Linked DNA regions of Homo sapiens: all the other regions are linked to region 2. Evidence: chromatin contacts called from ENCODE Hi-C or POLR2A ChIA-PET data. All regions are on one chromosome and are shown on one strand. Each heading gives the region's core, a stretch centred on a gene start or an enhancer-like site at or near the end of the contact. The rest is flanking DNA. Distances are from core to core; before and after follow the strand shown.

Region 1 (5,293 bases), core at 2,191-4,690, 2.5 Mb before region 2:
AAATGGATGGGGGAGATAAAGAATCAGGAAGCTCGAATCTACATTTCAGGAGACTGGATATTTGAAAAACTGCACAATGATATAAACGAAGTATAACTGCTCTGTAGAATTAAAGTTAGACTTACTACAAAAGTCATCTATGGCCGGGCGTGGTGGCTCATGCCTGTAATCCCAGCACTTTGGGAGGCCGAGGTGAGCGGATCACAAGGTCAGGAGATCGAGACCATCCTGGCTAACACGGTGAAACCGTCTCTACTAAAAATACAAAAAATTAGCTGGGCGTAGCGACGGGCGCCTGTAGTCCCAGCTAGTCGGGAGACTGAGGCAGGGGAATGGCGTGAACCTGGCAGGCGGAGCTTGCAGTGAGCCGAGACTGCGCCACTGCACTCCAGCCTGGGCGAAAGAGCAAGACTCCGTCTCAAAAAAAATAAATCAATAAAAATCAAAAGTCATCTATGGCATACACTGTATATAAAATTTAATCATCTGCTGATTACATTTGCGGGAGTGATGTTAATTTTGCTGCAGAGCCAAGGCTGAGAATCGCCACCACTTAGTAGGTGTGTAACCTGGAGGAAGTTTTTTCTCAAAATCTCACGTTTTCTCAATTCTAAAATGGAATTGAAAAGGTGGTTGTGTGACGGGACATATTTCATAAAAACCCTTAGCACAGTGCTTGATGCACAGTAAGAACTCAACAATGTTCTCTATGTTACGTGAACACGAAGTGAATTTCGGTAGCTCATCACCCATAACTGATTATATGGGTCCAGACAGAGGATAGTTTATAACAACAAAATAATCATCATACTTAATATAATTATTATACTTAATATTTCTAGGCAAAGTGACTAAAAAGGGTTCACGAATAGATGAAATAGAAAGATCACCCAAGTATTAAAAATAAACTGGTTCCTACCTCTTGCCACCTTAAAGAAATCACTGTACCTCTCTGAACTGCATTTAATCAACTCCAAAAGAAGATACAAAAGTCACAGGATCTCAGTAGATCCTATCAAATTTATCCAGATCCTATCAAATTTAATCCAATTCCAGCAAAAAGAATTGGCTGGGAACCGTTCGCCTCTAAAACCACTCATTCCAGACAAGTATGATTGATTTTAGCTGATTGTATAGCTTTCTTTGCATTTCATGGACAAAACCCAGAAAGCTCTCACCACTATTAACTTAAATCTTGGGCAGCTGTTTCTTAATTTATCTTAAATAATCTTGAAAATTACCTATCAAAAGGTCTACTCCGTTTTCCTCTTAAATCACTATGTGGCTCATCTCAGCACTGCCCCCTTCCAGCCTACAATCAGCAACCCATGAGGAAAGCTGCAGTAAATGGATGGATGAACAAGTCACGGGCAATTTCTGCTCAGAATGTTTAACACAACACAGACAAGTCCCAACTCCCAAAGCCACGGTGATAGTCGTTTACTTTGGTTCAGAACTGCCACTAGACTAAGATAAGCACCATGAGCATTACATAACCACAACGAACTTAAATATTGTTATTCCCATTTTACAGACAGGCTCAGGGATTTAAGGGACCTAGGCAAGGTCACATATCCTGTAAGTGGTGACGCCACGATTCAGTCTCATTGCTTTTTTGCTTTTCCCTGAGACCAAGCTCTTTCCAGTACACGGCCAGGCTCGCGCCCCTCGGGAGCGCTTGTGGGAAGCGCAACCCTCGCCTGCCCGCACCAATCCACAGGTGCGCGCAGGAGCCGCTCGGGGGCCCTGGCCCTGGCCCGCCGAGGCCCGGACAGCCCCGCAGGCCATGACCGCAACCCTCGGGTCCCGAGGCGCCGCTCCAGGCGGGAGCGCCAACTCCCACGGCCCTTCCGACCCCCGCGTCCCATTGTTCCGAATCTCACTCACCTCGGAGGATGCCGGCGCAGGCCTGGCTGGGGCGCTCGCCGCGAGCTCCCGGCAGCCCAGAAAGCTAGGTCGGTGTCGGCAGGATCCGCGAAGGCGTACCCGGCGACTTCTCCGCCTACCCTCCGAAGCGGGAGCAGGCGGGGGCGCTTCACCCTCCTCGCGAGACAGCGGAGACCCCAGCGGCGGCTGCGACCCCTGTGACGCAAAGGGCTCATCACCAATGGCAGCTCGGAAGCAGGGCAGAGAGCGAGACCCACCCCCCAGCTCCCGCGCATCAAAACACAACACCCGCCTTCCTCACGCATGCGCAGCAGATGGACGCCGGCCTCGGGGGCGGGGCTCAGCGCACCGGCCCAAATGCGGCCCCTCCCCCGCCGCTCCAGACCCCGGAGGAGGGCAGCGCGACCCTCCCCATCTTGTTACTGGTACTCAGCCACTGGGGACACTGACTGAATGTTCGCCCCTAACTTACCCGGAAAACACGAGAACTAGTTCGATGTCGTTTCAACCTTACCAAACTCTGCGGAAACTTAGGAAATTATCTTTAGTGTCTAGATAGGGGAATTGTTAGATGGACTTGAAGTCTCTCACCTCCTGTTGTACGCCTCCCGGAAGCAACACCAGGAGTCCAACGGGATCCCAAACCAGAGCCCAACCAGTATCCTATAAAGTCTTCAGAGAGGGATCCCCTCCAGGCTGGGGAGAAACAGGACAACCTAACAAAACAGGGCCTGGACTCCTCCCTAAACAGACCACGTTTTTCTCCGCTCTTCCCCTTCCCACTCCCTGAAATCTAGACTAAAACTCTTTTAAGATAACTGCGAGGTATAAAGAACGTCTAGAGCCTAAGCGGCCCGTTGCCAGATTCTACTCCTCAGGCCTCAAATGTGAGCGCCCCAAACATTCTAGAGCTGAACCTGGTACGCTCGCCCACCAAACTGCCGTGCTCGGGGCTTAGTATCTCACGCGCGGCAGTTCAAGAACATCAGACACGCTCAACAAACACTTGTTGCTTGACTGATACATTATGGCGGGTAACGCGTCCCACGTATTTCTTCTTAGAGATATACATTACGCTATACGTTTCTGAAGAATGGCTCGATTTACAGGGGTTCCCACAACGATTTGTCACATATAAAAGAGTGGGTGGTATTTTTACGTCAAAGATGAACAGGCGAACGTCCATCTAAATCGTGTGGTATCAGATGCGGGGAGGCGTGGGGGAGGGAGCGGGGGAGAAAGCGTTAATTCTTCCAGCTTTAGAGCCAGACGTAATATTTAAAACGTGGATTGTTTTTCAAATTAACTTTTAAATGGACACGACAGCACCTTATCCTGCATTAATATTGCATTGCAACTAGAAAGAAAACCAGTGGAGGTACGCCTATCTCCTTAGTTGGCAAAAAAAAAAAAAAAAAAGCAATTTTTAACATTTTCTCGTTTATTCCCCTCTCTAAAAGGCGGGCAAGGCCCCCGATCACGTGATACCGCCCCCCAACTCCGGGCGGAAGAGGCCAGCGACAGCGCTGCACGAAGCGAGTGGGCGGGCGCTCGTGCCCGGCTAAAAGATGGCTGCTGGCGCCTGGCAGCCACCGCCTGGGAGGTTACTGTAAGGCCCGCAGCTCCCGCCAGCTCCCGCGGACTGCTGCCGCCTCCTTACCATGAAGCCAGTAAGTCGTCGCACGCTGGACTGGATTTATTCAGTGGTAAGTCCCGGGGATCGCGGGCCCCCACCGTGTCGACTCACTGGGCCCGCAGGCGGAAAGGCCCTATTTCTTCAGCACCCAGAAACTCCAAAATCCATTCCTGAATTAAGCATTTCACTCCCTCACCTCGACTCCGCCTCTTCCTGGAGGATACGATCTTCCGCTTCTTACGTAAGGGCTGCTGGGTGTACCCGCCACTGGAACCCCATTTATTCGACTTTGTTACTTTAATTCCCACCTTAGCAATGGCAACGGTAACCTGACGGGGGCGAGGGGAAATATCAGGTAGATTTCACACCTCCTTTGCGATTTTTGGTTTAGTTGCTGCTTGCCATCGTTTTAATCTCCTGGGGCTGCATCATCTATGCTTCGATGGTGTCTGCAAGACGACAGCTAAGGAAGAAATACCCAGACAAAATCTTTGGGACGAATGAAAATTTGTAACTCTTCTGGATTTAATTATCTGAAAATACAGTTCTTTCCCTCATGCTTATGTAGATATAAAAATAAAATTCATAATGCAAAGTTCCCAAGTTTATTTTTGCATTATCCTTTATAACAAGCACTAGTATGCAAATTTTTCACTTAGAGATTTTAGTATTTTACATTCTCATGACAAAATTAACAGCAACCTAAATCTGACAGTCTTGAGTGTCAGATCATAGTTGGAATAAGCTTTTCAATCAAGTTTCTAAATTCTTCAAAAATGATTCGGAAAGCTTTTTTTTTTTTTGAGACGGAGTCTTGCTCTGTCGCCCAGGCTCAGTGGCACTATCTCGGCTTACTGCAAGCTCCGCCTTCTGGGTTCACACCAATCTCGTGCCTCAGCCTCCGCAGTAGCTGGGACTACAGGAGCCCGCCACCACGCCCGGCTAATTTTTTTGTATTTTTAGTAGGGACGGGGTTTCACTGTGTTAGCCATGATGGTCTCGATCTCCTGACTTCGTGATCTGCCCGCCTCGGCCTCCCAAAGTGCTGGGATTACAGGCATGAGCCACTGCGCCTGGCCGGAAAGATTTCCTTAAAACAAAAGTGCATGGAATTGCTGTTCTTACATTTGTTTATTGTGATATTTCACTGTTGCATACCCTGATACCAAATTAGTGTAAGTACTGTGTAAGAAAAAAACAAACAAACATGTAACTAAATACTTTTCCATACCGTTTTCCAAGTCAAGAATGACCAGAAAAAGTAGGTAGTCTCTCATATTTGTTTAGCATGTCCACTTTTTACTTATTGTTAAATTACTCAGTCTCAAATTGTACAATGCTTGAAAACAGATATGACAATTTCTGAGATTAAACTTTATTAAAGTTACTTTTCCAGAAAATTCAGTAAATATGGTAATATAGGAACAAACTTAGGCTCATAAGCCTTTTAACTTTTTACATAATCTTTAATGATGTTGATCAGGAAATTCTTTCATTGGTGGAATTACTTCTCCAGTCTCCAGAATTGTATCACCCTAGGAAAACAAAGATACAGTTAGTACAAAAATCTTAAGTCTACAGAGGTGATAGTTCTATTCTGTTCTATGTTCATCAGATCTCACATGGAAAATGTACTTGAGTTCTGGCATTCCCTTTAAAAGGACCCTAGACAAAGTAGAAGCTGACTAAATCTGAACAATCAGTATTCAAAATTTTAAGGTATAGTGAAATAATAGGGAAATTTTCACTCAGAAACAAAATAATCAAAAA
Region 2 (5,122 bases), core at 2,464-4,963:
CACATGGTATTAATGGTCACCATGATTAACAGTATAGAGTAAAGCATAAGCTAACTTTCCAGGGAATTAAGTAAGCCAGACAACCTCCCTTGAGGCTCAGGGAGGCCTTAAGTTCTACCAAGCAAGCCTGGGGACAACGAAGCAGAATCATTGGTGCTACCCTCCTTATAGGCTAAACCTACTGATGCCAGGGCATTCCATAGTACCAAAGGAATGCCAAGCATAAAGACCATCATATTTGGAAAAAACACTAACAGACATCAAACCGCCAGAAAGAGGCTCAAGGTCAAAAGGAACTTCACAGTAATATCTGCAAAAGTACACAATTCCATAAAGTTGGCTCAAAAAATCAAAACCAAGAAATGCTGAGACATGGGGCAAATCCAAATCCCTCTCACCCAAATCAAAGTCGACTGGGTCTACACTCAGTGTTATTTCCTAGAAGCTAGGATCATTCACCAGACAGTGACACCAACTTATTACCTAGCCCGTTTCCAGCTGTCACTTACTAGACTCAGCAAGCTCCCTCTCCCTTTTTTTTTTTTTTTTTTTTTTTTTGAGATGGAGTTTCGCTTTTGTTGTCCAGGCTGGAATGCAATGCTGCGATCTCAGCTAACTGCAACCTCCACCTCCCGGGTTCAAGTGATTCTCCTGCCTCAGCCTCCCGAGTAGCTGGGATTACAGGCATGCGCCACCACACCTGGCTAATTTTGCATTTTTACTAGAGATGGGGTTTCACCATGGTGGTCAGGCTGGTCTCGAACTCCTGACCTCAGGTGATCTGCCCACCTCGGCCTCCCAAAGTACTGGGATTACAGGCGTGAGCCACAGCACCCAGCGCTCTCTCTTTTTTAAGAGCGGCCTCGTGTTAGTAAGGCTCAGGAAAACATAAGCATTAACCAAAGTAGGAAGGCCAGACAATGAAGGAAGCAAAGAAAATAAATTTTTAAAACGAATTTCTTCATTCAACAAATTCATGAGTCTCTATTATGTACCAGGCATTGTTCTAAGGGCTGGGGATACTGAAGTCAACAAAACAAGACAAAATAGTATTCCCATTGGAAATATCCTCACAATTTGCAAGAGACAAAGAAAAATGCTGTGCTCAGCTAGGAAGCCATGGGGTTCTTACATCTTTGGGTCCTGATACACCCAAGAGAAAAACAAACCCCATTCATCTAACAAAATGGTAGGCCTTCTGCTAACCCTCACACATAGGCTGCATTTTTAACCACTGCCTCTAAACTAGTTTCTAACGACAGTTTCCTCTGCTCAAATTTGCTTCCCCCATTCCAAAAGTCTGCCACTCCAGGCACAATGCTGCTGAGTAGGCAGACTCTTCCAATGCTTATCAACACACTAGAGGCCAAGCATGCTCAATGTGACAGTTGAGAGCAATGTAAACCCACGAGCTCTCCCACTCCTGTCCCATCAAAATACTCTTCCAGGGACTGCCCATCTTCTTGCTTGACTTATAGAACTGGGACTGGAGAAAAATAAAACGCCAGATGCCTCTAGTCACCATAGTTTTTTATTTTTTGAAACGGAGTCTCCCTCTGTTGCCCAGGCTGGAGTGCAGTGGCGCGATCTCCCTCACTGCAATCTCTGCCTCCCTGGGTTCAAGTGATTCTCCTGTCTCAGCCTCCAGAGTGGCTGGGACTACAGGTGTGCACCATCACCATGCCTGGCTACTTTTTGCATTTTAATAGAGATGGGGTTTCTCCATGTTGCCCGGGCTGGTCTCAAACTCCTGACCTCAAGTGATCTGCCTGCCTCGGCCTCCCAAAATGCTGGGATTACAGGCCTGAGCCACTGTGCCCGGTCAATAGTTTGTATTTTAATCTCAAAGCTGTATCCTAGGAAAACCTCCATTCTGCCTACCATCCCGGACTCTGGCTCTGGAGATGAGTGGTATGCCCTTTTCTTAAGGTAAAGCCTCTAATTCCCCATCTACCTACTGAGATCAGATGTGGTAATCTCTAAAAGACTGAATTTGGCCTGACCATGGGCCAACAGCAGTTCTGGACACTCTTTGGGGCAATCCTCCATTGTCTTCTGTATAAGTCAATCCCTTTCCAGAACTGCACAGGGGACTCCACGGGACTTGGAAGGGTTTCAGCTAAGAGTCATCAAGGTGACCAAGAGGTTAGAAACAGCTGATGATGCCAGGTTCCAAGAATTTTAGATTTTTACTTTTGAAAATAAGAGGCTGACTGCATATAAACCAAAAGAATACTTTCAGAATAAGTGACTCTTTTAAATAAGCAACTGAGTAATACTTTATCCGAATTCAGAAACTTGAGAAAAAGGAACACACCTCAAAAAACTAATCTCTTCAAGGAAGGAAGGTAATTTGCATAGAGTTTCCTTGGGCTGGCTGTGTTTTTTTTTTTTTTTTTTTTTTTTTTTTTGCCTCTAAAAGCTCTCTATTCTAAATTGAATGGGCTGAGGTAGCCAAGTTTTATCTAACGCTTTCCTAAGGATGGAGGTGGGGTCAGAAAGCCCCAGAGCCCGGGTAATTTCTCAATATAGCTGGTTGGGGAAAGGAGTGCGCGCACGTTTGTGTTTTTGAAGAGTTAGTGCAACTCTAAACTGCACACCACGAAACCTGGAAATCTGGAAAGGCGCACAAAACACGAACTGAGATTCCAACTTTAGCAAGAACCTAAAATGTTAAAGAAAAATTCCTTTCTCCCCACCCACGAGTCATAACATTAAGGAAAACTGGCTCAAACTTTCTAGTATGAACAACAGGCCTAAAGTAAGAAGACCAGAAGCGAAAGGTAGGGCTCGCCCTCTCCCTAACAGTCCTTCACGACTCAGGTCACACACAGAGGATGCCCACCTCCGGCCCCGCCGACCCGGCTCCAAAAAGGCGGCTGTGAGCTTCCCTGAGCTCGGCGGGCCTTCCCCGACCCCGGGCTCCGCCTCGGTGGCAGAGCTCCTGAGGCCTTCACATGGCGCAAAGTCCACGCCCACCGGGCCCGGCTGGGGCCTCGGGCTCGCGGGGCCTGCTCTCTCCGGGGACCAAAGGCTTTCGGCGGGTGGTAGGCCGGACGGCAGACTGGCGCCCCAAAGCCCCGGGGCGCCGCGCCGGCGGAGTGGGCCGGAAGACCTGGCCAGGCCCAGACGTCCGTTCTAAGGGAGCCAATCGGGCGGGCCGGGGCCTGCATGACACAGCACGATCCGGCCCAGGCTCCGACCCGGACCCAACGCAAGCCCCGCCTAGGGGGCGCGCGGGTGCGCAGCTGGCCCCAGCCGGGCCTGCCGGGTCCACGGCCCCTCACTCGCCCCCTAGCTTCCCTTCCCTCTTTCCTGGTCTCCACCTCTCTGACGCGCCCACGGCCAGGCCCCGCCGGGCCTACCCTGCGCGGCTGGTCCCGGTGCGCGCCGCCGCAGCAAGCGAACGGCGCGCGCACACTCACTCGGCTCCAGAAGCCATGGCGCGCGCCTCTCCCGGCCGGCGGCTGTGGCGGCCCGCGGGTAACGGCTACGAGCGGTGGCAAGCGACCGACTGGGCCGGGGCTCGGCTCTTCCAGGCGGTGGGCGAGCAGCGGCGACAAACCCGCAAGCGGCTTCCCTCTCGCTTCCTCCCACCGGCAGCGAGGCGTCGGGCGAACAACGCTGGCTCCTGATCCGCGAGGTGGCAGTGGCAGTGGCAGCGGCAGCGGCAGCGACGACTCAAACGACGGTCGCAGACGCTTCGCTGAGACTGAGCCGAGAAGAGCCGAATCATCGGAAGGGAAGCTGCTCCCACCTCAGCCAATCAGCGCCTGCCCTGCGGACTCTCGCCCGCCTCTCCGCGCCTCTCCCCAGCAACCCGCAGATCACAGCCAATCAGGAAATTCGCTTGCGGCCTGGCTCCCGCCTCAGTGATGCGACACGCCTAGTAACGCCACGTCAATTGGCCGCAACGCTACGCTTCCTCGACGGATTGGAATTCTCAGCCAATCAACGAAAGGAATAGGGCGAGATCGATTAGTGAAAGGAGACCCTTTAATCCCTTAGAGGCGGACTCTCCCACTTGGCTCCAGTTCATTGGCTCCGGAGTTTATCCTCCTGGAAGAACGTGGCACAATAGACTGAACCCTTGTATTAGTCTAGTCCTATTGTGGTAACCCATACACCCATCTTCTCCCAAAACCTGGAGATCTTCTAAGACGCCATCACCACCCTGACACTTCTTGCTCCTTCTCAACGCTGCCTCCAACCACCCCTACTCTGAACTTTCTGACTAGCACCCCACTCCTACCCCATTGTCACTGCACCCTCTGGTAACCCCAATCCCACAGCCTTTGCAGTTTCTCAGCGCTTGTGCCTTTCTTCCTCCCGTCATTAATATTAATACCTTATAATAAGGCACTCAAATCCAGAGAAGTCAAAGGGCAACCACAGAACACACAGCCAATTCAGTAGAACCCAAATTAGCAAGAAAACTGCATATGCTGGGACTTGAAAATCCTTGGGCCCCAAATAACAGGGGTCCCTGTTAGTAGTCAACAGGCAGCTGTTGGTGATATGCTGACTCAATTCACCTTTCACCCTGTACCCACACAGACACATTTGACTAAGACGAGTCGAATTTCTAGAATTTGGAATTAGGAAGGGAGTGAAGAGTTACTCTGAGAGAAACCTGCCTGTCTCTAAGTAACAGGTACCTGCCCTTGTCCTGAGAGGCCTATCTAGACCACCCTTCAGACCCAACTCCACTCATTGTCACTGTCCTGGGCTTTGGGGCTCTGCATTCAGGCAATGTGAAGGACTAAAGCCACTGCCTCCAAAGTGAGGATTCCTGTAGCCCTTTCCTCATACCCAGACTTCAAGTTCATAAGGTAGACGATGTCAGGAAAGGGCATCATAGACAACTAGCACTCAACTAGACGGTCACAAGCCTTCCCACGCAAGTATATGTAGTAGGCAGACGAGATAAATATGAAATTTTACTCGACAACAGAAAAGGAGAAACAGGAAAAAAGGTGCCTCGAGCAAAGTCAATGACTTGGTGGTGGCAGAGATTGTTTCCTCCAAAACGAGAATGGTAGTAACTAGGGCAAATTTCACAGGCCTACCACCAATCTCACCAGTCCAGGAATTATATAGGAATGGTCACATTCCTAATGAT
Region 3 (5,282 bases), core at 815-3,314, 2.0 Mb after region 2:
AGTGCAATGGCGCAATCTCGGCTCACTGCAACCTCCGCCTGCCGGGTTAAAGCGATTCTCCTGCCTTAACCTCAGGAGTGGCTAGGATTACAGGCATGCGCCATCACGCCCGGCTAATTTTGTATTTTTACTAGAGACGGGGTTTCGCCATGTTGGTCAGGCTGGTCTCCAACTCCTGACCTCAGGTGATCCGCCCGCCTCGGCCTCCCAAAGTGCTGGGATTACAGGCGTGAGCCACTGCGCCCAGTCGCCCAGTTAATTTTTAAATTTTTAAATTTTTTTGTAGAGACAGCGTCTTGCTATATTACCCCGGCTGGTTTCGAATTCTCGGCCTTAAGCTATCCTCCCACTTCGGGCTCCCAAACAGGTGAGAGCTACCCCATTAGCCAGGCAGGCATTCAAACTTTATCAGGCCCAGAGGGACTTGAGTATGGTACTTCAGTTAGCACCATCCCATGTAGGTGGTGGTGGGGGTGGGGGTGGGGGGTAGGGGTGTGTGGCAATTGTTTAAAGGCATTTTGTTCTTTTCTTCCCAGTACCTGCATCACCCTTTATCTTCGTGTTCCTAAAATTTGTGATAGAAAGAACAATGTGTAGCCAATGGATAGCTTATGTTATTTTAGTGTCAATTCTTGGTATGTAGTTTAGCAAAAGCCTCTTCTTTTTTCCTTTAAAAATTCACTCGTGGCCGGGCGCGGTGGCTCACGCCTCTAATCCCAGCACTTTGGCAGGTCGAGGCCAGGAGTTCGAGACCAGCCTGGCCAACATGGTGAAACCCCGACTCTACTAAAAATACAAAAATTAGCTGGGCGTGGTGGCAGGCGCCTGTAATCCCAGCTACTTCGGAGGCTGAGGCAGGAGGATGGCTTGAATCTGGGAGGCGGAGGTTGCAGTGAGCCGAGACCGCGCCATTGCACTCCAGCCTGGGCAACAACTGCGAAACTCCGTCTCAGGAAAAAAAAAAAAAAAAAAAAAAAAAAAACCATAAAGAAAGAAAAAAATTCACTCGTAGCTGCTACAAGAAGTGTAATGGCTCATGCCTGTGATCCCAGTGCTTTGGGAGACAGAGGTGGGAGGATCGATACCTTTAAGCCTGGAGCTTCACAAGACAAAGAACTCAGTTGAAACTGCTGCTTATCGGATCACATATTAAGGGCAACTTGAATTGATGATCCCAGGTTGCCCTCATCAAACTTGGCCCAAATAAATTCTCCACTTATATTAACTTTGCCTCAGTTTTTCCTTTAGGTCGACAGTTATTTCTAAAGTTCTACAGATGGGTTTACCTTGTATTAAAATAAGGTGTGAGAAGGGCAAATGAAGCCAGAGGCTCCCAGCACAATCTTGCAACCTTCAGAGACTTCCAAAGGATCAGCATTAACTCCAATATTTAGCAGGAGTGCAGCTCTTCGAGATTCACAAAGTGTTAATCTGTTGCCTAGAATTCCAGAGAGTTGGAGGCGCCCAGTGTGAACTGTGTTCCGCCTAAAAGAAAAAGCGACCAGCCTAAGATCATGAGCGCAAGGGAGAAGCTTGAAGCCATGCGCTCTCAAGTACGCGTTTCCCGCTGCCCAGGTCTGCGGGCCAAGCAGCCAGCCACGCTGGCCCTCGTCATGCACGCGATCAGCTAGGCTCCCGCGCCACGTGGCACTGAGAAGGCGTCCACCGAGCGCCAGGGAGAAGGAGGCGGAGCCCGGCCTCAACCTCGCCCGTGTCCTCATGGGGGTTGTAGTTTTCCTCGCGGGGGTAGAGGGCACGAACTCCCCGGCTTTTGCCCGGTAAATAGCATCTCCTTCGTACGAGTCATTCAAATAATAGATGCAGCCTAGGTAGCTTCAAGAGAAGTTGGGAAGGGGAAGGGGGAAAGCAAGGAAGGCAAACCTAATAATTATGGGCGGGGCAGAGAACGGTTCGCACCCACTACGCATGCGCACATCAGGCGCGGCAGGTGGGCGGGGACGGAAAGGCGGTGACTAGAGCTGTGTTGTCCCCGGAAGTGCCTTCCCTCCCGGGTCTGCGCGGACGCGGCCTCCTTACCTCATTTGTCCTCGCCCCTCCCCGTCCCTCTACGCGTTTTGGTTCCCGGTTGGTGCTTCCTGTTCGCAGCTGCGGCAGTGAGTATGTGTGTGACGGACCCCCGCCGCCCGCGGCTCGGGACCCCTGCCTACCCTCCTTCTTGCCCGCCGGGCTGTGGAACTAGCGCGTGCCCCCTCGCCGGCCTCGACGTCTCCCGTCCGCCCCTCACTCGTGGCAGGGCGCAGCTCCTGGTCCGTCACCTGCGCGCCGCCCCACGCGGCCGGGCTGCGGGTCTAGGGGGTCCGCGTCTCCCTGGCTTTCCAAGGGCTAATGCCGTGATTCTAGAGCGGCTGGGCGTCTAGGGCCTCGGTGAGGGTGGCGTGTCTGCCCTTTTTATTTCCCCGCAAGGCCCCCAGTCTTCTAGGGAAGCCAGTCAGTGAAGCGCGGAGGTCCCGGCGCGCCGAGAGAGAGTCCAGTCTTTGAGGACCGAGTAGTCCTGGGCCACCTCCCGCCTCTGCTGTCAGAAGCAGCAGCTGCAGCAGTAGAATCCAAAATTTCGGGAGCTGTGACCCTTTCCTCATGTAAAACGAGTAGACTTGGACTGTGTTTACTAAGGCGCCCTTTATCCCTCCCATCCTGTGAGCGGACAGTTGCCTTCAACTTTTGGGAAGAGCTGCTGGTTCGGTGGAAAAGCTGTGGCTGGGAATCAGGAGGCCTGGGTTCTAGCCGTGGCTCCCCCACGGATTCGCTGGCGATTCCAGAAAGCTCTTATTGAAGCTGAATTTAAGATTATTTCAGATTGCACAGTTGAATTACGGGCTGCATTAGTAGGGCCTTTTTAGCTCAGTGAATAAGTTTCTCTGAGCTCCTTTCTCCAACTATAAAACGAGAGCGTTCAATTTGATGACTTTTCAGGTCCCCTCAGAAGCTCTTGACTTTGTGGTTTTCTTTTTCTTTTTAAAATTTTTTCTAGGACCGTTAGAGAAATGACTTCGTGTTTGAATAGTTAGGCTGTCGCATACAAAGACTTTTAAATGGATTGTGTGTATACTTAGGAAAGCGTTATGCTTTCAGGAGAATCTGAGCATGGGGAATAAAGTCAGGAAGGATCGCAAGTGAGGATTATATTAATATGATAATTAGCACGGTAAGAGACTGCATGACCGAAGGAAAAGGGCTAAGGGAAAGGTGAAGGAAATGTTTCCGGATAGGATTAGTTCTCGTAAAAATCATATATATATCCCAAGAAGAGCTGGGACTTAAGTGACTAAATTTAGCTTATTTTTTTTCCCCCACTGAAATACTGTGCTCTGTTTGTCTTTTGTGACTTTTGTTTTACACATTTGGATTCTCCATCCCAATCAGATTTGATTCAGAGTGGCCATCGCATTTGAAAAATGGACAGACATTTTAACCCTTTAGACAATTGTGTTTCAACTGTCCTGTCAGGGCAGCTTACTAAGAGTAAGAAAAATTTTACTTTGAAAGTAAAGTGTATTCATCACATTCCAATGAAAATTGGACTGAAAATGAGGCTGTGGATTTGATTTAAATCGGCCGGAGATGGATGCGTGTGTCATCAAGAAGGAACATCTAGGGAGGCTAAAGATATTTGGAAGTAAATAAGAGCAAAAGGTCAGAATGACCAGTAGGTAGACTGTGAGAGCAGAAGGATTGATTAAAGACTGTGTTAAGTAAATGCTGAAAGCTTAAATAAGCCTTAAGTTGTCTAGTTTAAAACAATTCAGTCAATGAATACTGCTCCCTCTTTTGAATGGTAATAGCCTTTGCAGTTATTCTATAGCTGTTTTATATTTGTTAAGGTATTTTAATTCTTAGATAAGTTTCATTTGCATGATATTTTAAGATGTTATATAGGAAACATCTTTTCTGGTCATGGGATTGATAGTTTTTGAGTACCAACTTGGGAGATTCTTAAATGGCAAACTGACAAACGTGTGTTTTCCTTACACCTAAAATGTCTCATTTAGTTTTTAAACTCTGCTGGGACATAAAATGGATATTTGTGAGGTAAATTTAGGTGTTAGAACCAATGCAAATATTGCAATGAAGGAAGGTTTTTCTTCAAAAAATCTTAATTTGAAGTTAACTTATTTGAAAATTTTATTTTGGGCCATGTGCGGTGGCTCACGCCTGTAATCCAGGCACTTTGGGAGTCCGAGTGGGGCGGATCACGAGGTCAGGAGTTCGAGACCAGCCTGGCCAACATGGTGAAACCCGTCTCTGCTAAGAATACAAAAATTACCCAGGCGTGGTGGCGCGTGCCTGTAATCCCAGCTACTTGGGAGGCGGAGGCAGGAGAATTTCTTGAACCCAGGAGGAGGAGGTTGCAGTGAGCCGAGATTGCGCCACTGCACTCTCACCTGGGGGACAGAACGAGACTCCGTCTCAAGGGGGAAAAAAAGAAATTTGTTTAAAAATTTTAGTAAACAGTTGGCTGAGAATCACAGAAATGTGAATCACTTCTAGCCGTGTTCTTAACCAGCTGCATAACCTTGAATAGGCTTCCTATCTCTTTGTATTTCAGTTTCCTGATGGGAAGATTGAGGAGTCTGTATGAGATAATCTGATTTTGTTACCTAGTTAGTATACTTGGGAATCATGTACAGGGATAAAAAAGCTGAGAAAGCCTTCTGAGTCAAGGGTGTGTGTGTGTGTGTGTGTGTGTGTGTGTGTGTGCGTGTGCGTGTGTGTGTAAAAAACATATATTGTCTTCCAAGACACTTTTTAAAAGGGTAAATTAAATTCATTTGAACGTAATTAAAGCAGTAACATTAACGAAAACAACCTTAGGCAGACCTTAACCCTGGCATACATAAACTACCTAAATAAGAGAGCACGTTATGCCCAGCACAATTTTCAAGTACAGACGGTACAAAATCCTCTTAAAGGCCATAGGGGCTAAATTGTTAAATTCATTTTTCTACATTTCAGGGAAAGAGATAAATCCTTTGACCCAAGGAAGTCAGTTTTTATTATGGTTCTGTAGTTTATTTTTGGCATACATTCACAGGTGTGCCTATGGCTCTATTCTTAATCCCTTTCCTTTGGGATGGCTGCAAGAGTAGTACAAACTTGTAACTTTGTAATTTGGCTTTTTAATTTTTTCTGTGCTGCACTGGAATTATGTTTTGTCTTAAGTCCACACTGGATCCTCAGGATGGATCCAGTGAGGATTTTGAAAGAAGCATAATTCCTTTGACTTCTTTTAGAATTAATTTACCTATTAAATAAAAAGGAAAGGA
Region 4 (5,636 bases), core at 472-2,971, 2.5 Mb after region 2:
AGTATCAGTGAGCTCTGGCCTAAGCCCAACATGAGCCTTCAATAGGATGACTTTGGTATGGCCTTCATTTATTTGAACCATCCCTGCCGCTCCATCCAGACTGGCTGGCCAATAATATACAGCAAGGAACAATGGAAAGGATACTGAATTGAGAACGAGAAGGCAGGGCATTCGAGAACTGATCATAAAGCTGCTTCCAGTTCTTATATTCAGTGTTCCTATAACTCTGATACCTTCCTTCCTTGCTAAGTCCCCTCTGAAAATCAAGTTCTCATTTGTAAAATGATATAAAGAATCTTAGGCCCTGCCTCCCTCAAAGGTCCACTGTCAAGACTATATAATGGGAGTAACTTCCTGTCAATTTTAAGATATAGAAAAAAAAACCTCAAATATTTGCATTAATCCTATAGACTCATATTCTTTTTTCCCATTTTTTTCCAAAAAACTAATGACTCACTTCACCCTCTATACAAAGAAACAGAAATGAAGCAAAACTTTTTGGATTTCAAAGGTCAGCACTTTTGAAAGGGAAGGAACCCGGCCGCTGGTTCACGCCTGTAATCCCAGCACTTTGGGAGGCTGAGGCAGGTGGATCACCTGAGGTCAGGAGTTCGAGACCGGCCTGGCCAACATGGTTAAACACCCATCTCTACTAAAAATACAAAAATTAGCCGGGCGTGGTGGCGCGCGCCTGTAATCTCAGCTACTTGGGAGGCTGAGGTGGGAGAATGGCTTGAACTCGGGAGGCAGAGGTTGCAGTGAGCCAAGACTGCGCCACTGCACTCCAGCCTGGGCAACAGGGCGTGACTGTGTATCGAGGAAAAAAAAAAAAAAGAAAAGAAAAGAAAGGGAAGGAACCTGGTACTGAGTTAAGAGTTCTGGATTTTAGGTCAAGATCATTCACTGAATCGCTGAGTGACCTTTGGCCAGCCTTCCCAAGAAGGCTGTTTCTTCCTTCTAGAACTATGGTTCTGTTTCTCTGTTTCTCTGTCTGCAAAAACGAGGGAGTTCCTCTAGGGATAATTACTTGAGCTCTTTCAGCTCAAACATTCTTTTTTTTGAGATGGAGTCTTGCTCTGTCACTCAAGCTGGAGTGCAGTGTCGCGATCTCGGCTCACTGCAACCTCCGCCTCCTGGATTCAAGCAATCCTCCCACCTTAGCCTCCCGAGGAGCTGGGATTACAGGCGCCCGCCACCACGAACTCCTGACCCCAAATGATCCGCCCGCCTCGGCTTCACAAAGTGCTGGGTGGGATTACAGGTGTGAGCCAACGCGCCCGGCAGCTCAAACATTCTTCAAGCTGGGAGAACCAGGATGATTAAACACGCGCGCCGGCCACCACGTGCACTTCAGTGCCCGGACCCTGACCCGCAGACCTCAAACCGCGCATATGCCCGTCGCCTTCAACGCGCACCCTCCTTGCTCCCCGCTACCGTTCAGCTCAGTTCGAAGGCCCCGATGACCCCTTAGAGTTAAGGGGTGCCCGTCGGTGAGCTCCCCGCTGGTCTCACAGTCACAGCCCGGGAGACACTCACTGACTCGCAGGAGGGCCACGTAGATGAGAAAGTTCCGTATGGAGGAGATCACATCCTCGCGCATCTTCCGTTTCATCTCCTCCGGGTCCAGCTTCGGCGCGAGGCCCTCAATCCGGAACATCGCGGCTCTGACTTAGCAGCTTCCAGCCGCCGCGCTCTGCTCTCCACGGTGGCCGCCTCGCGCCCGGAACTCGGCCTATCCTCACTTCCTGTTCCCGCCCTCTCGTTGCCACACTCGACGATGGATGCCTGCACGGGACAATCCACGTCCTGACCCAGCTGATCTGAAGTGCGGTGTGAAGCGGGCGGCCGCAAGCTCAGCAACGCAGGCTCTGGTTTCTCCACGCTGTCTTTAATAACATCTGTCATACAAAAATCAGCCCGGCTCGGTGGCGCGTGCTTACAATCCCAGCTACTCGGGAGGCTGAGGCAGGAAAATCGCTTGAACCCAGGAGGGGGATGTTGCAGTTAGCCGAGATCGCGCCACTGCGCTCCAGCCTGGGCGACAGAGCGAGCGAGACTCCGTCTCAAAATAATAATAATAATAATAATAATAACAACAACAATAACATCTATCTTGAGCCTGGAGCGCTGCGCTGTAAAGTGCTTTTACGCGCTGGAGGGGGCTGTGCACATAGGTACCACTGTAAACAGTGATAACTAACATTTATTGAATATTCAATATAATTGTCCCCCGTGAATTCGATATTATAATCTTCGTTTCCTAGATTAGACAATTGAAGCACAGAGATCTTTAAAACATCTTGCCCAAATGTGCTTTAATTTTTATTTATTTTTTTATTGCTAATTGTGGTGGTTGAGACTGTTCTGGAACTCCTGGGTTCCAGGATCCAAGCGATCCTCCCGCCTCGGCCTCCCAAAGTGCTGGGATTACAGGCGTGAGCTATCGCGCCTGGCCCCCAAATGTGCTTAAAAATACCTCAGAGGGGGAAAAAAGTATTGAGAGAGATAAGTGATGTCAGCAAAATATTAAAAACTGCTGGTGACTAGTACTTCATTTTAGTTAATTATTCTAGTCTTTCTTGAGTATGTTTGAAACTTTACATAAGTTAAAACAAAGAGACAAAGATGAAACTTTTTTTTTTTTTTTTTTTTTTTTGGAGACAGAGTCTCGCTCTGCCGCCCAGGCTGGAGTGCAGTGGCGCAATTTCAGCTCACTGCAACCGCTGCTTCCCAGGTTCAAGTGATTCTCCTGCCTCAGCCTCCTGAGTAGCTGGGATTACGGTTGCGCAGCACCACGCCTGGCTAAATTTTGTATTTTTTGTAGAGACGCGGTTTCACCATGTTGGCCAGGCTGGTCTTGGAAACTCCTGATCTCAGGTGATCTGCCCACCTCGGCCCCCAAAAGTGCCGTGATTACAGGCATGAGCCACCGCACCTGGCCTTTTTACAGATTATTGAAGCACAGAGGTCTTTAAAATACTGTTAGCCAAGTAACACAATATGTATAAAGCAAGTTCAAATCTGATCAGCATTTTACAGATGAATAGAAAGAGGCTCAGAAACCAAGTCCAGCTTTGGTGTGAAGCCCTTTATCTGGAACATCGCAGCTGAAGTCTAAAGTGCACTAAAGTCTAGTCATTCTGCTGGTGATGCACGGGCAGGGTTCTAATGCAGATAATTATCATGTCAAGTTGAATTATCTTTCCCCTGCACCCTACTGCTCATCTGTTAGTCTTTAACAGTTAGTGCCCACATGGATGGACATCGCTAGAGTCAAGAGTTTGATGCAACCAGATTTCCTGTCACAGAAGCATCCAAACAGAGTTAGTAGGCTGCTGCCCCAAGTTACGCATGCCAACTAGCCATATCTACTTCTTACACGCAAGCCAGATGACTGAATTGCTCACATAATTCAAAACCAGAATGTTCCTTCTTGACTGCATATTGCATAGCAACAATGGACTTTGGATAAATTAGGACAATAATTTACTATGAGAGCAACTAATAACTATATGCACGGTCAACTTTCTGGTTGACAGAATGTAAGGCACTGGGGCAAGAAAGGGAACTCATCTGCTTATTCCAGCTTTAGCAACCTTTTGCATCTGTAATTCATGCAATGGAATAGCAGAGGCAGCTCTGGAATGGGAGGGGCTGACTCCCAAGGAATAGCCTCCAGCCAACCCTTGGTGAGTGTTTAGAAAGCCTGCAGTGATGTTGAAAGCAGCAAGAACTGCGGAAAGAACATGAACAGGAACACTGGAGACATGGACTCTAGATCTGGCACTGCTGCCAACTAGTGGTGTGATGAGGGACGAGTATCTGATTTCACTGCAACTCCATTTCTTTCTTCTTCTTTATTTATTTATTTATTTATTTATTTTAGACTGAGTTTTGCTCTGTCGCCCAGGCTGGAGTGCAGTGGCGTGATCTTGGCTCACTGCAACCTCTGCCTCCCGGGTTCAAGCGATTCTCCTGCCTCAGCCTCCCGAGTAGCTGGGACTACAGGCGTGTGCCACTACGCTCGGCTAATTTTCTTTTTTCTTTTTTAAGAGATGAAGTTTTGCTCTGTCGCCCAGGTTGGAGTGCAGTGGTGTGATCATAGCGCACTGCAACCTCACACTCCTGGGCTCAAGCAGTCCTTCTCCTGCCTTAGCTTCCTGAGTAGTTGGGACTACTGGCACGTGCCACTACACCTGGTTATTTTTTTCTATTTTGTTAGAAATAGAATATTGCTGTGTTGTCCAGGCTGGTCTCAAACTCCTGGGCTCAAGTAATCCTCTTGCCTCAGTCTCCTGACCGAGGCATGAGCCACTGCACCCAGTTCTTCCATTTGTTTAGTTGGAAAGGGAAGGCATATATTGAGATGCTTTTGAAAGTTTCTTCCAGTTCTAACAGTCTATGCATTTTTTAAAACCACCTATGCATCTTGAATTTTAATTGTGTCATCTAGAACTTTCTGTTATGGAGTGTATGACTTTGAAAATATCATCAAATATGGTCAGACATCAAAATGGTCAGTGTGTGTGTGTGTTCCACGATAGGATGGATGTAAAAATAAGGCATATCTCATCCATCCGAATAGTGAGGCAAAGTGATTGGGAAGGGGTGAGTTCTTGTTACGTGGTTCCAGTAACTTCAACCCCTAATGCTGATAAAATTTAGAAAAACAGCTCACATATGAAACTATCAATTTATTTTCTCTGCAGAGATGCTTTTGAGTAACTTTCATAGGAAATGAAAGACGGGATAAATTAGCCAAAAATAATGTTTCTTGGTGAAAAGAACAGATTTTAAGCATTTGAATTTTATTCCCTAAATTAAAGCAGTACTTTCTTAAATTAATTTTTTGAGACAGGGTCTCGCTATGTTGCCCAGGCTATTCTCAAACTCCTGGGCTCAAGGGATCCTCCTGCCTCAGCCTCCCAAGTAGCTGGGATACAGGCAAGCGCCACCATGCCCAGCTAAAGCAGCACCTTTACACCCGGTAGGTGATATGGTAGCAAACGGCTAGCCTGTTAAAGGGCAGTATTATTTTCATAACAATTTTCTTAAGTCTGGTGCTTGCGTACCTGTAGAGACAGAAGTAGGTAGTGGATAGAAATATGGGGTAGCTAGATCTTGGAGTGAAGAATTGGTGTTGGTTACAGGCTAGGAGGATGACCCATTCCTGTCTCAGATACGTTCCTCCTGGTGAATTCAGTTTTCCCCTTGCATGGTTCATCTAGTTGTAATGAAGGAAACTCATGAAAAGAGATTCGCTTCTCTTTTTTGGCTTTTTAAAAAAGTGCTTATTTATTTGGCATGTAGGTGGTGGTATTGTCCAATGACAGTGGGTTTAGGTGAGGCAAATTGAGAAAATATGCTTCAGGAAGTCAACATTGGATGGAGCTATTTCATATCTTGGACCCCTCATTCTTCCTCAATGATGGGATGATTAGAGGTTGGGTCTAATCTTTAAAGTTGCCCACATTTCTAAAAATGCTGTAATTCTGTGTTCATCTTTCCTGTTCTTCCTACATAACCTTGAACTAAAAGCTAAGAGCAAAGGATTCACTGTGATTTGCCGTGGAAGGCAAAAATAAAAAGTATGCGCGCATAATTTAATATTGATATTTGTATTATTTAGTCTGATC

The links. A loop is a pair of places that touch in the nucleus more often than their neighbours do. ChIA-PET counts read pairs that join two places held with the same protein, here RNA polymerase II (POLR2A). Pooled maps may share reads with other maps.
Region 1: a map of B cell shows a loop between it and region 2 (30-fold over the local background). The contact joins the promoter of SMIM27 here to the promoter of VCP in region 2. A Hi-C loop is called at or near these places in 1 of 168 maps with a recorded cell type or tissue (B cell), 1 of 37 single-sample maps with no recorded cell type and 7 of 50 pooled maps.
Region 3: a map of naive thymus-derived CD4-positive, alpha-beta T cell shows a loop between it and region 2 (16-fold over the local background). The contact joins the promoter of ZCCHC7 here to the promoter of VCP in region 2. A Hi-C loop is called at or near these places in 1 of 168 maps with a recorded cell type or tissue (naive thymus-derived CD4-positive, alpha-beta T cell) and 6 of 50 pooled maps. POLR2A ChIA-PET finds 5 or more read pairs at or near these places in 1 of 52 experiments (T-cell).
Region 4: a pooled map shows a loop between it and region 2 (11-fold over the local background). The contact joins the promoter of TOMM5 here to the promoter of VCP in region 2. A Hi-C loop is called at or near these places in 1 of 168 maps with a recorded cell type or tissue (CD8-positive, alpha-beta T cell) and 5 of 50 pooled maps. POLR2A ChIA-PET finds 5 or more read pairs at or near these places in 1 of 52 experiments (activated T-cell).

The regions. Positions count from the first base shown.
Region 1 is chr9:32,548,887-32,554,179 of GRCh38, forward strand. SMIM27 (small integral membrane protein 27) reads left to right here and starts at 3,441. Exons shown (of 2, transcript NM_001387564.1): 1 at 3,441-3,593; 2 at 3,915-4,121. The coding sequence starts at 3,549. The coding sequence ends at 4,037. TOPORS (TOP1 binding arginine/serine rich protein, E3 ubiquitin ligase) reads right to left here and starts at 3,700. Exons shown (of 3, transcript NM_005802.5): 1 at 3,548-3,700; 2 at 1,888-2,082. The coding sequence starts at 3,550. NDUFB6 (NADH:ubiquinone oxidoreductase subunit B6) reads right to left here. Exons shown (of 4, transcript NM_002493.5): 4 at 4,115-5,058. The coding sequence ends at 4,990. RefSeq lists silencers at 1,701-1,760, 2,261-2,480 and enhancers at 2,760-3,474, 3,121-3,330, 3,341-3,670, 3,475-4,188.
Region 2 is chr9:35,068,912-35,074,033 of GRCh38, forward strand. It overlaps VCP (valosin containing protein), which reads right to left and starts at 3,714. Exons shown (of 17, transcript NM_007126.5): 1 at 3,426-3,714. The coding sequence starts at 3,442. FANCG (FA complementation group G) reads right to left here. Exons shown (of 14, transcript NM_004629.2): 14 at 4,928-5,122. RefSeq lists a silencer at 2,792-3,421 and enhancers at 3,822-3,871, 4,072-4,211, 4,232-4,281.
Region 3 is chr9:37,118,510-37,123,791 of GRCh38, forward strand. ZCCHC7 (zinc finger CCHC-type containing 7) reads left to right here and starts at 2,065. Exons shown (of 9, transcript NM_032226.3): 1 at 2,065-2,114. LOC105376034 (a long non-coding RNA gene) reads right to left here and starts at 1,891. Exons shown (of 3, transcript NR_188580.1): 1 at 1,287-1,891. RefSeq lists an enhancer at 1,727-1,806.
Region 4 is chr9:37,590,876-37,596,511 of GRCh38, forward strand. It overlaps TOMM5 (translocase of outer mitochondrial membrane 5), which reads right to left and starts at 1,722. Exons shown (of 2, transcript NM_001001790.3): 1 at 1,537-1,722. The coding sequence starts at 1,657. RefSeq lists an enhancer at 1,319-2,078 and silencers at 3,037-3,331, 3,731-3,800.